2 separate regions of the Homo sapiens genome follow, and region 2 is linked to region 1. Evidence: read pairs that join two places in POLR2A ChIA-PET (ENCODE). Cell type or tissue: B cell. All regions are shown on one strand. Links, peaks and the distances in the headings refer to the core of each region. The heading gives the core; the rest is flanking DNA.

The links. ChIA-PET counts read pairs that join two places held together with the same protein. Peaks named below come from ENCODE experiments on the same cell type or tissue, not always from the same donor. Only the 100,000 strongest peaks of a DNase experiment are listed, where the experiment ranks them.
Region 2: POLR2A ChIA-PET joins it to region 1 with 7 read pairs; 2 of 35 experiments call an interaction of 5 or more read pairs at or near these places.

Annotation. Positions count from the first base shown.
Region 1 is chr17:10,606,605-10,611,989 of GRCh38, forward strand. It overlaps MYHAS (myosin heavy chain gene cluster antisense RNA), which reads left to right. Exons shown (of 11, transcript NR_125367.1): 7 at 1,541-1,619; 8 at 1,750-2,011. Among named protein-coding and RNA genes, the nearest start is that of MYH3, 48 kb to the right of the region's middle. In B cell, for the core only: no CTCF peak of the experiment used is centred there; no DNase peak of the experiment used is centred there.
Region 2 is chr17:10,146,975-10,152,359 of GRCh38, forward strand. The region is part of intron 1 of GAS7 (growth arrest specific 7); the gene reads right to left. Among named protein-coding and RNA genes, the nearest start is that of GAS7, 49 kb to the right of the region's middle. In B cell, for the core only: no CTCF peak of the experiment used is centred there; DNase peaks (open chromatin) are centred at 3,297 and 4,197; H3K27ac peaks cover 2,328 bases.

The sequences.
Region 1 (5,385 bases), core at 334-5,333:
TATTTTGCGATGTGTTTTTAAAAAGCAAGGCTGTTTCATGAAGTGGAATACTTTTATCTCACTATTTTTTAAATTATATAAAATTTTTAGTTGAACTTAAAAAAAAAAAGAAAAAAAAAAAGACAAGGTCTCATTCTGTCACCCAGGCTGGAGTGCAATGGTGCGATCATAGCTCACTGCAGCCTCGAACTCCTGGGCTCAAGCGATCCTCCCAGCTTGGCATCCCAAAGTGCTGGGATTACAGGCATGAGCCATCGTGTTTGGCCCTTGGGCTTTATTTTATTAACAACTTAGCAAATTCCTTCTGCCAATTTTCTTTGTGTCTGCATCCCTAAGAAACATTGAGTTTTGCATTTGTCTCTCAATAGGAGAAGGCAGGCTTTTCTGTCATAATCAGATATTTCTACCCAAGGAATTCATGTATATATTTTTGACTCAGTGGCTTCAATGGCTTAAATAACTTTATTTTTCAACTATGAAGTTTCAAACTGACAGAAAAGTTTGAAAACATAATTTAATAAGTCTCCATGACCCACCATCTAGATTTAACAAATGTCATTTTTCATATTTGCTTCAGATCTTTAAAATAATTGCAATAATAAAATACTGTACTTATCTCCTGCCTTCATCCAGGAGCAACTGTCTCCCTAAAGTTGGTGTGTATCTTCCTGCCCAGTGCTTTACACTTTTATTATATGTGTTTATGTCCATAAGCACTAGGCACTATTGTTTTATATTTTAAAACTATACCTAAATAGTATGGCACTATACATATATACATATATATATTTTTATATATATTAAAAATATATATAAATATATATTTATTTTTTTATATTTTTATATATATTTTTATATTTTTAAATATATTTTTATATATAAAAATATATTTTATATATTTATATATAAACATTTATATTTATATATAATATATATATTTATATATAAAAAATTTATATTTATATATATAATATATATATTTATATATATATTTTTTGCTGCTTTTCATCAATTTTTGAGACATATATAACTCTTATTCATTCATTTTCATGGCTGTATGGCATTTCATATATGACTCTACCACAATTTATCTATCCTGTTTATCCAGTTGATGGACATTCAACGTACTTCTAATTTTTCTCTATTATAAAAAATTAAGCATTGAACATCCTTCTTTATGTCTTCTTGTGCACTGGAATCAGAATCCATCCAAGGGACTTTCCTAGGAATGGAATTGCTAGGAAATTAGTTGGTTGAACAGTCTTTTTAAATATAAAAGTGAGAGAGAAAAAGAGAATTGAACAAGGTCTTAGGTTTTCTTTAGATTTGTTGGTTTAGATAAGGATTCCAGGTCATCTCATTTTACCAGAGTACAAATTCTCCAATTCCTTTCATCGCTTTTCTCCCAAATTTAAAAACTGGGAAACCTCTTAATTAAAGCCCTGATTATGGAGAATTTGTTCAAACTCAAAGAACTAACTTATCTTGAAGCTCAACTGAGACAGGTGAATACGTTGTTTTTTTCTCTCCTTTCTCTCAGAATATTGAGTATCACTTTAGAATATATTAAACAACCTATCAAGATTAATGAGCTTATTCAGAAAAGAAAATAAGTCCTGGTAAGTAGAATAATAAATTTAAAATTCTGAATCTTTAAACCCAGGCTGAAAGATGGCCTCTAGTGTAAGCTGCATTACTGTGCTGTGACTTTATGAGCCTTCTGTAATGGTATTTTTCCCCTCCTGCTAGATCAATTTCAGCGTGTTTGGACCAGCAGATTCCAGGTGATGGATAGGCAGCTTCATTTTAATAGTCTGTTGGTACAGGGTGACCTGTAGCCTTTCCAGAAGAGGTAAAATGAATCCTCCGGTTGTCACCCCCTCCTTCCTCGCTCCAATTCCATCATTAATCCCCGTTTGAGGATTTGAGTGCTGCCGAGGACTGACAGACTCCATGAGGTTCAGCTGCTGCCTGGTACATGTGGTCACCTGCAGCTTCTTCAGCCCTACATGTGAGTAACTCAGGACAAAGGTCTACAACACCTGCCCTAAATTTCCCCAAGTCTTCCCAGCACTCCCAGTACCTCAGTCTTCTGTGTTTTAAAGTGTGATACATGCACAAGGCGTGATGTACAGCAGGAGCTAAGGTGGTCGACTGCGAAGTCCATCGCATCTTAATTGTTCTTAATTTTAAGGTGTATTTTACAGATTTTATTGCTGAAGACAAGGCTAAACAGCATTACATTTTAAAAATCATTTTTTAAAAAAAGTACATAGAAGCCGGGTGTGGTGGCTCACACTTGTAATCCCAGCACTTTGGGAGGCCAAGGTGGGTAGATCACTTGAGGTCAGGAATTCAAGAACAGCCTGGCCAACATGGTGAAACCCCATCTTCACTAAAAATACAAAAATTAGCTGGGCGTGGTGGCGCACGCCTGTAATACCAGCTACTCAGGAGGCTGAGGCAGGAGAATCACTTGAACCCCAGAGGCGGAGGTTGCAGTGAGCCGAGATCACGCCACTGTACTCTAGCCTAGGTGACAGAGTGAGACTCTGTCTCAAAACAAGTAAATAAATAAATAAGTTAAAAAGTACATAGAGATGCATGTGGCTGTGACAGTATTGGGAAGACTGTATTCAAATGACTAGATCTGGGAGACACTGATTGAAGCAAAGCACACTCTGACTTAGGGTCCTAGATAAGTCCCTGAATTTATGTGAGTGAATGTTTTCTGGGCACATTCTTTCAGTTCCTTGGGTCTCAGTTTAGCCCCTGGAAAATGCAGGCATTGGACTAGATCAGGGATTCTCAGCCCTGCCTTCACCTTTGAATCACCCGGACAAATAATGAAAAATGCTGGCATCTGGGGGCCCTCTTCAAATCAATTTCATCAACAACTTAGGGTAGGGACAGGGTTAGGCCAGGCATCAGTATTTTTTTTTTTTTTTTTGAGACAGAGTTTTGCTCTTGTTGCCCAGGCTGAAGTGCAATGGTATGGTCTTGGCTCACCGCAACCTCCACCTCCCGGGTTCAAGCGATTCTCCTGTCTCAGCCTCTCGAGTAGCTGGGATTACAAGCTTGCGCCACTATGCCCAGCTAATTTTGTATTTTTAGCAGAGACGGGGTTTCTCCATGTTCGTCAGGCTGGTCTTGAACTCCCGACCTCAGGTGATCCACCCTCCTCAGCCTCCCAAAGCGCTGGGATTACAGGCGTGAGCCACCGCGCCCGGCCAGCATCAGTATTTTTTAAAAGCTCTCCCAGTGATTGTCATGTGTAGGTAGCATTGAGAGTCACTAAGTAAGGTGATGTCTGAGGTTCCTTTCAAATCTAAGGTTGACTGATTTTCTGATCCCATGGATAGACTGTAAATGCAAAGTAAGTTCTGATTCAGTAGCAGTGGAGGAGGCTCATTGTCCCTTTCAGGCTCAGCCATAACAAGCGTGATGTTTCTCACACTCCAGGATTGGGTCAACACTGGTCTGAAAGCTCCCTGAGGGCAGAGGCTGTGTCCTTTATCTGGCTTTCACCAGTTCCTACCATAGTGCTTGGTAGACAGTAGGTGCTCAATAAATGTTAGATGAAAGAATGATAGGTTGGAGCTCAGGAATGTGATTTACTAGGGCATCTGGAATTAATCAAGTGGTCAGAAATTGGTCCATACTAACCAAACTCGCAAGGCACTGAATTTTCTACCAGAATTCCAGTTGATTATTAGTTTATTAAGGGAACTCTTCTGGGTCCAGGAAGTGAAACCAAACTCTGTTCCAGAACATTCTCTTTGTGGTAAACAATATCAGAAGGTCGCTTGGTGAGCACAGAACAAAAGTTGGATTTTTTTTTTTTTTTGAGACGGAGTCTTGCTCTGTCACCCAGGCTGGAGTGCAGTGGCTCGGCTCACAGCAACCTCCGCCTCCTGGGTTCGTGCAATTCTTCTGCCTCAGCCTCCCCAGTAGCTGGGATTACAGGCACCCGCCATCATGCCCAGCTAATTTTTGTATTTTTGTAGAGATGGGGTTTCACCATGTTGGCTAGGCTGGTCTCAAACTCCTGACCTCAGATGATCCTCCCGCCTCGGCCTCCCAAAGTGCTGGGATTACAGGCATGAGCCACCGCGCCCAGCCAAAAGTTGGAGCTCCTTATGTGCAATTTCCATCAAGCTCTGAAGGTCTGATGGCTGGACCTCCTTCTCTGTAAGCCTGTTTTTATGTAAAGTGTCAGGATCAGTCATCCAGAATCGTAGTGGGTGTTGGACCTCCTGGTGACACGCTGATAGATTTTCATTTTCCACCTTCCCCTTTGCAAATACTCATACGACCACTACCTTGCCGTTTGCACTCTTGTTACCATAACACACAGTTTCCTAAGTGTTGGATTGTTTTGCCGCTTGCTAATGACATACTCAAGAGAAACACTTCAATCTCCTCTGCAAGGTCACTCCAAATCACTCAAGCAAGACGGGTTACTTCTGGAAAGCTGCCCTGTAGACAGCTAATCCCATCCTTCTTGCAGGCTTGACTTACGGAGATGGCATTTGCTGACCTTACGTTTTTAAGAGCCATCTTATTTTGAGGGCTCTAGCACTTTGCCCACCATCTACAATTACCATGACTAAAAATACCTCGGAGGGTGAAGAATCTTCAAGGGGACTTTGCAAGTTGGAGACCGTATTCCTTCTATTTCAGTACCATATTTCAAGGCAATAGCCTTGTTCTTGCATTGAGCTACACATTACCTGCCAGACGAATATTTCACTTTACAGTTGATTGGAAGCCAATCTTGAAGCGGAACCTTGTGATTATGTCACCATTGCCCCCTTGAATGTACCCAACAGTGATTTTCTTGACAGCACCTTTACTGCTTAGCCACTGTACGCAGATTTGGCCACCTTCCCTGTGCACCTTGCCAGGGCTGCATTTTCCCCCATGAAAATGGAAGCTTCCATCGGTGCGTGTCGGCCGCAATCCTCCAAGTACCATCTCTGTCTTCCACCGCCCGCATAGTATAACTTGAGGGCTTCCACATAAACCTAGGATAGGAGAAACAGAGATGTATTTTGTTACCTAGGAGCTGGTATTTGTCTGGAGGAAAGTGTGGAAGGTGCCGCTGCAGGTTCAAACGGAGCTGTGTGCATGGCACATCTTTTTAGGCCATTGACTGGAGCAGTGGTGTGTCACTCAGAGTCACTCATGTGCAAATAGGTTGCCAACCTCTGATTGCAGGCTTAAACATGTGAGGCTCCACCACTCCCTGCCCATTTCTGAGTGTGTTTAAATAAAAGGAAGTGCTTCCACCATGTAAAAATGTTGGAGTATTGGGAGGCCGAGGCAGGCGGATCATGAGGTCAGGAGATCGAGACCATCCTGGCTAACACGGTGAAACCCCGT
Region 2 (5,385 bases), core at 186-5,185, 460 kb before region 1:
CTGTCTTCCTGTAGTTAGACAATAAAAATTCCTTCATTTAGGACCTACTGTCTCTGAATCTGTACTCCTGTGGGCATTCGAAATTGAGATTTACCTATTAAGTCAAGAATTACAGTAAGCAAGAAAGAAGCCAAAAGCCCTCTTCAAATGCTTAGTCACATGGTTTGCCATTTTTTTTAATATGTTAATTACAAACTACTGATCCATACCTACTCAATTAGCTTTTAAGCACTGAAAAGTACTTTGTTCAACATACTTGCACATATTCCACTGTGTGCCTGGTTTATGGCTTTTGAATAAACAAATAGGTGTTTTCATACTTCCAGGCAAAGCCAGCAGTGGGGCTTGGGTGGGGGCAGAGGGTGGCGTGTATGTGTCTGCGTGTTTAATCACAGCGAAGTATAATACACAACTGCCTCTCTGAAATTTACAAAAATGCTCAGACAACCTCAATTAAGCTGATTTCTAAAATACGCAGACAAAAGGAAACATCCTCAAAGTTTCTGTAAACGGTTTTTGAGCCCACAGCTGAGCCTCTCCACCAGTCTGGAATTTACTAGCTACTCAAAATAACAGGAACATCCTAATATTGCCTCTTACAGCTCAAAAGTAAGGCTTTTAGATCAGCCAAGGGGGCTAAGAAACCTCACATGCATGAACACAGAAAATACACTTGTAAAAATATACTGGGCAAGTGGGCTTGTACACACGTGTTGGGATCAAGGGTACAACACGGCATTTCTCTCTCATGCCAAAGATCCAAATATGATGTTTATCGAAGCTTCCCAAAGCCAAGCTCAAACTCTATTAATGTGAATCTTGGGGGAAAAAATCAGAGTACCTTTATCTAGATTTTTTAAAACGGTGTGAACACTGCCAAGAGCTCATAATAAAAAGAGTACAGAACTCCAAGTCAAAAGGTCTGAATGCCAAGTCTGTCTTTTACCAACTGCCACTTCCTAACCTGGCCGCAAATCACAAATTCTGAACCTCCCATGTCCCCAGCTGAAAAATCAAGATGATGGAAATAGTAACTGCTTGTTGGAGCTCAAGGAGCTGCTGTGAGAGCCGATCATGTATCTCATGTGAGAGCACCTGAAAAATCATAAAGCACACGTGAACATCAATTATTGGCTAGCACAGGCATTTTTGATTTAGGAGCTTGAGAAAGAGGGAGTCAAAAAAAGAACACAGTTTTTTTGCACTTTTATGTTTCTTGGTTGTGTTCTGGTGTTGGAGGTTATTTTTGTGGGGTGAAAAGCTGCCTCGTTGGTTTCGGTTAACCTAGACCTTTCTTCACCTGCATCCCTTGGATAACTGTTTGCTGCTGGTTAAGAATCCTCTCTCAGTTAAGAGCCAGACGCAGCGGCTCACACCTGCAATCCCAGCACTTTGGGAGGTCATGGTGGGTGGATCACAAGGTCAGGAGATCAAGACCAGCATGGCCAATATGGTGAAACCCCGTCTCTACTAAAATTACAAAAAAAAAAAAAATTAGCCAGGCGTGGTGGTGCATGCCTGTAGTCCCAGCTACTCTGGAGGCTGAGACAGGAGAATTACTCGAACCCGGGAGGCGGAGGTTGCAGTGAGCCAAGATTGCACCACTGCACTCCAGCCTGGGCAACAGAGAAACACTCAAGAAAAAAAAAAAAAAAGGCCAGGCGCGGTGGCTCACGCCTGTAATCCCAGCACTCTGGGAGGCTGAGGTGGGCGGATCACGAGGTCAGGAGATCGAGACCATCCTGGCTAACACGGTGAAACCCCATCTCTACTAAAAATACAAGAATTAGCTGGGCATGGTGGCGGGTGCCTGCAGTCCCAGCTACTCCGGAGGCTGAGGCAGGAGAATGGCATGAACCTGGGAGGCGGAGCTTGCAGTGAGCAGAGATGGTGTCACTGCACTCCAACCTGGGCGACAGAGAAAGACTCCGCCTCAAAAAAAAAAAAAAAAAGAATCCTCTCTTGAACAGAACGGTATCAGGTCAACTGGATGATGAATAAATGATGGAGAACCCTGGCCCATATGATCCAATAAACCATCTTCCTGCTCCAGAAGGTTGCTGCAAGGCATGTCAGCCTAAATAGAAGAGGATCCATTTTTGTTCATTTTTATGTATTTATTTTGTTTTATTTATTCATTTATTTTGAAACAGAGTCTTGCTCTATCACCCAGACTGGAGTGCAGTGGTGCGATCTTGGCTCACTTCAACCTTCATCTCCTGGGTTTAAGCGATTCTGCTGCCTGAGCCTACAGAGTAGCTGGGATTACAGGTGCCCGCCACCATGCCCAACTAATTTTTGTATTTTTAGTAGAGACAGGGTTTTGCCACATTAGCCAGGCTGGTCCCAAACTCCTGACCTCAGTTGATCCACCCGCCTTGGCCTCCCAAAGTGCTGGGATTACAGACGTGAGCCACCGCGCCCGGCCCCATTTTGAAATAACATATCTCACCTTATAGAATTTTAGGATACTGCAGCCGAAGAACACAAAAACCAACTTATATTTTTGTGACTTTCCATCAATTCCATTTGAGGATTAGAGGTGGAAAAGAGGTAGAAACAGTTTGGCAGTTCTTTATTAAGCACAGAGTCCTCATACAATCTAGTAATTCCACTCCTAGCTAGAGACCCAAGAGAACTGAAAACATGTCCCACAAAAAAACTTGTACACCAATGTTTGTCACAGCATTATTCACAATAGCTAGAAAGTATAACCAATTCACATGTCCATCCACTGATGGACAGGTAAAACGTGGCATATCGGGATAATGGAATATTATTCAGCCATGAAAAGGAATGAAGTGCTGATGCATGTTACAATACAGATAAACCTCGAAAACATTACACTAAGTGAAATAAGCCAGACACAAAAGGCCAGATATCATGTAACATTATTCTGTTTCTATGAAATGCCTAGAATAGGCAAATCCACAGAGACAGAAATCGATTAGTAGTTGTTGGTTGTTAGGGGTAAGGAGATGGGGTGAATGGGGAGTGACAGCTAACAGGGAAGGGGTTTCTTTCTGAGGTGATGGAAGTGTTCTGCAGTTAGTGAATATATTAGAATACTACACAGTGAATATACTATAAACCACTGAACTGTATACTGTAGAGAGCTGAGTTTTACGTTATGTGAATAACATCTCAATAAAGAAAAAAATATTAACTATTTTTTAAAGACCTAGAAATAGTGGTTAACCAACTAATCAGGAATTAAAAGGGCAGCATACCAGGTGATGACTCATTCACCAACTCCCAAGAGGAAGTGTGGTTGTGACATTTACGTTGATTTCATCTGACCTCCAACCTCAAACCCCAGGCACTCTCTTGCACACTTCAACTTTCCGTTTTCCTTTCTCCCTTCCGCCCATTCCCCTTTGACTCTTTCCTTTTCTTCCTCTCCTTTTCTTCTCTTTCTTTCTTTCTCTCAACTGGTTAAGTACACACACACACACACACACACACACACACACACACAAAGTGTAAATGGATACAGTGAAGGTAGTGGGCTTTTGAAATGTAACTTTTCTCCTTGCCTATAGAAGTTGTTGAATGAACACCTATGAGAGGCAGCAAATTGGAGTCATCTGGACTCAGTAATGAGGCTGTTACATTTCTTTTTTTTTTTTTTTTAGACAGGGTCTCACTCTCTTGCCCAGACTGGAGTGCAGTGGCACGATCTCGGCTCACTGCAACCTCTGCCTCACAGGCTCAAGCAATTCTCCTGCCTCAGCCTCCCGAGTAGCTGGGATTACAGGCATGCATCACTACCGCCCAGCTAATTTTATATTTTTAATACAGACAGGGTTTCACCATGTTGGCCAGGCTGGTCTCGAACTCCTGACCTAAAATGCTCCACCCACCTCGGCCTCCCAAGCTGCTGGGATTACAGGCGTGAGCCACCGCACCTGGCCAAGGCTGTTAAATTTCATTCAATCCAGGCATCATCATGGTGTGACCATAAGTGAGCAAGTCACTTTACTTCTGTGCCTCAGTTTCCCCACCTGTAAAATGGGGACAATAGTAGAACCTAACGCATGAAGTTGTTGTTAGGATTAAAAAGAATAGAACAAAGCTTGACACCCAGCAAGTGCTCTACAAAAAAGTAGAAGCCTGTGAACTGAGGCTGGTTCTGAGGTTCCCTGGACCTGACTTAAAAGCATATTTCCAGATGTCAGACTTCTTCTTTTTTTAAGTTTGGTTATTTTTTTTTAGAGATGGGGTCTTGCTCTGTTGCCCAAGCTGATTTCAAACTCCTGGGCTCAAGTGGTTCTCCTGCCTCAGCCCTGCTAGTAGCTGGGACTATAGGCACAGGCCAACATACCAAGTTAAAGGGTTTCGTTTGCTTGTTTTTGTTTTTGTTTTTTTTTTAAATACTTGTCACTGATGAAGCTCAGATGAAGCCTCTTTTAAGTATTGTTTTCTAACAATACTGTTTTCTAACAAAACTGTCACATGTTCATTTTTCTTGGTGATATTTTATCTTGTTATTAAATATTATTCTACGTCATTTAATGACAGCATTTAATGTGATTATAAGAGTCTATCATCAATCTACGTACCTACCTACCATCTATCTATTTATTTACAGATAGGGCCTCACTCTGTCATCCAGGCTGGAGTGCAATGGCATGATCATGGCTCACTGCAACCTTGACATCCTTGGCTCAAGTGAGTCTCCCACCTAAGCCTCCTGAATAGCTAGGGCTACAGGTGTACACCACCATGCCCAGCTACTTTTTTTATTTTTTACAGAGAAAGGGTTTCCCTAATGTTGCCCAAGCTAGTCTTGAACTCCTGGCTTCAAGCGCTCCTCCTGCCTCGGCCTCCCAAAGTGCTAGGATTACAAGCACGAGCCACCATAACCCAACCTAAATAAAGTTTTCCAGTTTTGACTTTTACTTCTGACACCCTTTCAGTTTCCCTTTGTTAATGGAAGAAGAGAGAGAATCACTGCTGCATTCCAAAATGGAAGGAAAAGAGAGCCAGGACTTTCAGTTGCCAGTGGCAGAAATCCAATCCACAAGTTTAAGCCAACACAAAGGAGGATTTATCAGCATGCATCACTGGAGTTCAGTGATGCCTGGTTCCAGGGACTCACACAATGTCTACAGGACATCTTCTCTCACCTCTGACTGGCTGTCACGTGTAGGTGGACTCTGCCCCAACTAGAGAGCCACTGGTAACTTCCTCCCAACTTAGCAACGTATCTTGGTTGACAAGCCCCACCAAAGTCACATGGCGGGGTGAGAATAGGGAAGTTCCCCGAAAAGATGGGAGATAGAACATTATGACAGGCAGATCAAAACAGAAGCTGTACCAATCCACTTTAGTCAGCAATCGACTCCCCAAGAGAATCTTATTGAGGAACGATTCTGTGCTCAG